Linked DNA regions of Mus musculus: region 1 is linked to region 2. The links are chromatin contacts, found by Hi-C or POLR2A ChIA-PET in ENCODE. All regions are on one chromosome and are shown on one strand. Each heading gives the region's core, a stretch centred on a gene start or an enhancer-like site at or near the end of the contact. The rest is flanking DNA. Distances are from core to core; before and after follow the strand shown. Region 1 holds the start of A930018P22Rik (RIKEN cDNA A930018P22 gene). Region 2 holds the start of Cd59b (CD59b antigen).

What was found. A loop is a pair of places that touch in the nucleus more often than their neighbours do. ChIA-PET counts read pairs that join two places held with the same protein, here RNA polymerase II (POLR2A).
Region 1: POLR2A ChIA-PET joins it to region 2 with 19 read pairs in embryonic stem cell. The contact joins the promoter of A930018P22Rik here to the promoter of Cd59b in region 2. A Hi-C loop is called at or near these places in 3 of 37 maps with a recorded cell type or tissue (heart, left cerebral cortex and v-Abl transformed pro-B cells). POLR2A ChIA-PET finds 5 or more read pairs at or near these places in 3 of 5 experiments (all embryonic stem cell).

What each region holds. Positions count from the first base shown.
Region 1 is chr2:104,121,408-104,124,405 of GRCm38, forward strand. A930018P22Rik (RIKEN cDNA A930018P22 gene) reads left to right here and starts at 1,362. Exons shown (of 2, transcript NM_026634.2): 1 at 1,362-1,922. The coding sequence starts at 1,424.
Region 2 is chr2:104,069,521-104,072,397 of GRCm38, forward strand. Cd59b (CD59b antigen) reads left to right here and starts at 1,546. Exons shown (of 4, transcript NM_181858.2): 1 at 1,546-1,568.

The sequences.
Region 1 (2,998 bases), core at 112-2,611, 52 kb after region 2:
ATATTTCATCATTTAGCTCAGGTTCCTCTTGTTTGAGTAATAAAATATCCTTTGCTCTTTGATGCAGGAGGTGGAGGAGGGGCTCAGACCTATTTTACAAACAACTAAACAGTGCTATTGAAATGGGTTAGTCCGGTACGAGCATTGAGTGCTCCTGCAGAAGACCCTGATCTGATACAGTCTCCGGCACCCATATCCTCCTGACCTCTGTGGGCATCTGAGTGCACACACACACACACACTCATGGTTCCACACACAATAAAACTTAAAAAGGAAAAGAGAGAAAACATGTACATGTCCAGCGACATGCTAGGCATGGTGATGCTCGTCTCTGACGCCTGCCAGGTAAGAGAGACAAGAGGATTGCTGGAATTATGTGGCCGACCACATGGGAAGTTCTAATCCAACTTGGGTTACACAAAAGCAAACAACCAGCCTCTCCTCCAAGTCAAACTGCTTGCCCAAGACTAGCAGTCTGGATATCAGACTCCATCTTTTGCTGCCCCACCCCATGTATTTAGCACATATCTGTATACACAAGTTCGCTCACGGAGCTGAGCCTGCGCTTCCATGACCTCCAACCCTCCCTGCTCATTCCTGCAGGTGATCATTAAAAGAGTAAGCAGCCTGAAGGAAATTGACTTCTCCTTAGTTACTGGCTCATAGTTCATAAAAATGAGCTGTACATGTCTCTTGGACAGAACATCCAGTTCTCAGGGATGGGTGTGGTGTTTGAGGTGGGCCCCATAATTTCCTTTTGGTGTTTTGCTGCCTGTCAGCTCCTGATAACTTATGTGTTCAGAAGAGAATTAAACTGCATTTCATAAAAAAAAAAAAAAAAAGTTGTTTGCCTCAGGGTCATTACAAACTCAGACTGCTTCCCCATTTCCAGAATATTCCATAGCATCTCTACATTTACCAGAAAAATTTCCTTTTCTCCCTCTGTAGAGAATGAAGTCAGCCACACATTTTTTTTCAGTTTCTAAATAATGAGTCAAGATTGCTAGGACAAAGGGTCTGGTTGTTAGGAAATATTTTCCACTCCCTGATAAAAGGAGAAAGCTGAATTTCTCTCTCAGCCTCGGCCAACTCTGTGTGCAGTATTAGCAGCAGAAAAGAATTGAAGGCTTCTGGGAGGAGTCTAGGGCCCGAGACTAAAGTGTGCCTGGGCTATTTTGGGGCGGGTAGTGCAGGGCAGCAGCTGCACCAAAAGAGGTCAAGGACGATAGCTTTGCCCGAAGCTGACTCGTGGGGCGGGGCCTCTGCTCTCCAGAGCTCCGCCTCCTAGGGGCGTAGCTAGAGCGAAGGGTGGGGCCACGCTCCGTCGGGGCGGGGCCTGTGGAATCTCCGAACTCCTAGACACGGGGCTTTGGCGCGCGTCTCCCGGCGCGGGGTTCCTCTCACGCAGCCTCCCATTCAAAAGATGCCGAAGGGGCGGCGCGGCAGCCAGAACCCCAAGATGAGCCAGCGGCCGGCCCCGCCCCTCTACTTTCCGTCGCTCTACGACCGGGGCATCTCGTCGTCTCCGCTGAGCGATTTTAACATCTGGAAGAAGCTCTTCGTGCCGCTGAAGGCGGGCGGGACGCCGGCGGCCGGGGTGGCAGGAGTAGCGGGGGTCCGATCCCTGCCTCTGGCACCCCCAGCTACGGTGCCGCCGCCGCCGCCTGGCCTGGGTCCCCCCAGCGAGCGCCCGTGTCCTCCTCCCTGGCCGTCCGGCCTGGCTTCTATTCCCTACGAGCCTCTGCGCTTCTTCTACTCGCCGCCTCCAGGCCCCGAGATGGCAACTTCGGCCCTGGTCCCCGGCTCCACGACCCCCTGGCTCGCATCCGCCTCCCACCCTGAGGAGCTGTGCGAGCTAGAGATCCGGATTAAGGAGCTGGAGCTGCTCACAATCACTGGGGACGGCTTCGACTCCCAGCGCTGTGCGTGACTGCCAAACGAGCCCAATCCTAGCTGCCTTAATTGCCCCCTAGAGTCAGGCAACAGAATGTGACCCCAGCCCTAGGAGTTCCACCCCCAAATATCTGTCCTCCAGAGGTTCAGACCCCCACGTGCTGAATTTCAACCGACCCCTGCCTCCCCACACACCTGAGCTATTCAAGCCCTTTAGTTTTAAACCCTTAGGGGCTAGCCCTTGAAGTAATTTGACACTGACTCTTCACACCTGAAGCACACTCTTCTTAAATTTAGCAGTCCTACACAGTAAGACCACATTTCTGTAATCTAGAGCTCCACCCACAACAGGCTCCCTATCTCTAGAGACATTAATCTTCAGTATTCAAATCTTAAGCTGGGTCTGTGGGTGGAAGGAGATCATAAGAATCGCCCAGACCTTGAAGCCCCACAGTCATTCACTGAGGAGCCTTGGCCTCTGCCCTTCCCTGGGCCCCAAACCCTCGGACAAGATCTTGGACTTTGACATCTGGTCTAAAGTCTGAGGTTTTGGGGATCCACATCAGAGCAGAACAAGTGCTGATGTAAGCAGGAATCCTCTGGTATATGAACAGATGCCTCTCTAGCGGACAGTAAGGCAGTTAGAGCCAGCCATATTTCCAGAAGGACTAATTAAATTGCTCAGGAATTAGTAGCCTGAGGCTATCCTGATTCACCCCCTGTTCTAAGGCTTGAATTGGACTATTAGAGGAAGGCACATGGCTCTGGAAAGATAATTTCACCTCTGCAGCACAACAGGTTAAATTGGTCCTCTCTGCCACATAGTGGGGTGAAGTATGAAAAAAAAGATACACGTAGGTATGCATGGTCATTGGGATGCTCTCTAATTCATCTCTGCAGGAGACATACATAGCCGCGGGAGGAAAAAGTCCCCAGAAATGGCCTTTTCAGATGTGTGAGTTAGATAAGGTTGGGCTTCTAGGAGATTTTAGGGTCGTGCATAATTACTTCTCAGAATCTTGCTCTGGAAGTTAGTAAATTGCTTCTCAGGGTGTAGATGGTACATGCCTGGAATCCCAGTACTTAGGAGGCTGAGGCGGAGGGA
Region 2 (2,877 bases), core at 296-2,795:
CCAAGTGCTGGGACTAAAGGTGTGCGCCACCACCGCCCAGCTTTGTTTTTTGTTTTTTTTTTTTTTGTTTTTTTATTTAAAAAAGAAAGGGAAAATCAGGAGCCTTTTAGGGTATCCTAGTCAGGAGTAAGGAATCAGAAGTAAATGCAAGCCTTTCCTGTATCCTAGGTTTCCAGAGAGTCTGGTCCTGGCAGCCAAATGCTCTCTGACAGAGGAAAAGGCAGTGACTAGGAGGCATAGGCTCACAGGGGTGGGGTGGGGGTGTGGCCATCAATTCTTGGGCGTGGCCAGTGGAGTTGGGTCCCAGTGCTAATTACTGTCAGCAGCCAGAGCATGAGCACAGTCACTGGCGATCTGAAAAGTGTATAGTGCAGGATCTAACTGACTCTGAGGCTGCAGGTAAGCAAGGGCACAGAGTTGGCTGGAGCAGAGCCTCGGGTGGGAGGTGGGGGTGCTTCGGCAGCGCATGCGTCCGGGCTGGGCGGTGCGGTAAGTTGTCCTTGCTCCTCCCTCTGGAGGCCTCTCTCAGGCCTGTACCTCTGACCTTTTTTTTTGTTATAGATTTCGTGTGCTGCAGCCTGCGCTCTGCTTCCTACTCAGTGGTTGCTGGAGCTCTGCATTACCTGAGCGCCTGACTCCAGGGCAGCCCCGTCTCTCAGAGAATGCGGTCTGCAGAAGGAGGGGGCGGGGGGGGGGGCGGCGAGGGCTAACCTCAGTCTCAAAGCTCAAAGAACTCACTGCAGTTCTTCTTGCTGAGGTCCAAATCTGTAGCTGCTCTAGTGTATATCTTTGGTGCATGGGCCCGGCCACCCTGCAGTTTGAGTGCGGACTTTAAAAAGAACCTCTTCTTTTCGTTCCTAGGTAGTCGAAAGCAAGCTATTAAATCTTATTTTCTCATCAGTAAAGGGAAAGGACTTATTTCACAGGGTGGTGGTGAGCACTAAGGTAGCTCACGGTTGATCTCCTGGAATGTGGAAAACAGCCAATGTTCCGGAGACCCACCTCAGGGAATCTTTTCTCCAGTTCTTCCGGGCTGACACACCGAATGACCGTGACAGAACGACATTATGCCTTGACCATGCTGAAAAACGTTTGGCATGTACTTTGCTATAAATGAAAAACCTCCCTTTTCACTGGGCGGGTTGAAAGAAGTAGAAGGAAAACAAAAACAAAATCAAATGAACTTTAGGGTGGGAGTAGCGGGATGAACCAGGGATTTAGGGTCCTGAGATAAGTTGTTAAGAGACTGAGGCCATTTTAGGTGAAGTCCAGATCTGTGCAATTTCAAGAGCTCTGAAGTGCTTATGGAGCCACCAGGTGGCTGGGAGGGGCCTTTCCATTGTGATGGTGTTTTGCTTTGTCCTAAGCTGCTGATGTAATTTCTGCTTTGAACTGAAGAAAGGAATTTTGGGGTCTGTTGTAGGCTTAGCTATAGCATGTCCAAGCCCGTAAGGCCCATGAGACTGCTAACACTGGGTTATGTTAAGCCACTTAGCTTCCAGACCTTGGTAAGTAAAAGCAAGATACATCCAAAGTGATTTTGAGACTGCCCTGTTGCCTTGGATCAGGTAATACCATCCCATTGGCCCTCTCAGAACTTCTTATAGGGTGATGATGTTGCAACTTTATTTGTTATGATATGCTCAGCCTTAAAGTACATCAGCCTGATCTTCGGGGGAGGGCCCTAAGGTCCCCAGAGGACTCTCCAAGCTGCAGGCACCCTGGCACAGCCGGGTCCTTGAGATCACTGGTGAGTAGAACGCAACATCAGTTCCAAAAAACCCAGAGGGTCTAGTGCTAGCAGCAACACGGTCAAAGGACAAAGGCAGGCCCTAGCACACCCAGAATCTTGGGATCACTGAGACCAGTCTATGCAGGAGAGCACATGGGCGGCAGAAGCAATAGAGCTTCTTGGACAGGGTCTCTTTGGGCCTTCATCCTCAGGCAGGAGACAGCTGAGATCCAAACCCCTGGACCCCTTCCCTGCCAGAGGAGAGTCAGCCTCCAGGGAGGGCTCTGACCCCAGGAATCAGGAGGTGGATCTGAACTCCAGACTTCTGTGCACCTTCCCTGCATGAGGAGAGCTTGCCTGCAGAGTGTGTTCTGACTACTGGGACACAGGAGAGAGTTGGTCTTCCAGGAGTGCTGACAGAAGCTAAAGAATAACAGGAGGAACAAGCTCTAGCCAGAGACAAGAACATATAACACCAGAGATTACCAGATGGCGAAAGGCAAATGAAAGAATCTTACTAACAGAAACCAGGACCACTGGACATCATCAGAACCCAGTACACCCACCACAGCGAGTCCTGGATACCCCAACACACCTGAAAAGCAAGATTCGGATCTAAAAATCATATCTCATGATGCTGGTAGAGGATATTAAGAAGGAAATTAATAACTCACTTAAAGAAATACAGGAGAACACTGCTAAACAGGTAGAAGCCCTTAAAGAGGAAGCACAAAAATCCCTCAAGGAATTACAGGAGAACACTGCTAAACAGGTAGAAGACGTTAAAGAGGAAACACAAAAATCCCTTAAAGAATTACAGGAAAACACAACCAAACAGGTGATGGAATTGAACTAAACCATCCAAGATCTAAAAATGGAAGTAGAAACAATGAAGAAAACCCAAAGGGAGACAACTATGGAGATAGAAACCCTAGGAAAGAAATCAGGAACCATAGATATGAATATCAGCAACAGAATATAAGAGATGGGAGAGAGAATCTCAGGTGCAGAAGATTCCATAGAGAACATGGACACAACAATTAAAGAAATTTGATTTGCATTTGTTTGCAAAACGTAAAAAGCTCCTAACCCAAAACATCCAGGAAATCCAGGACACAATGAGACGACCAATCCTAAGGATAATA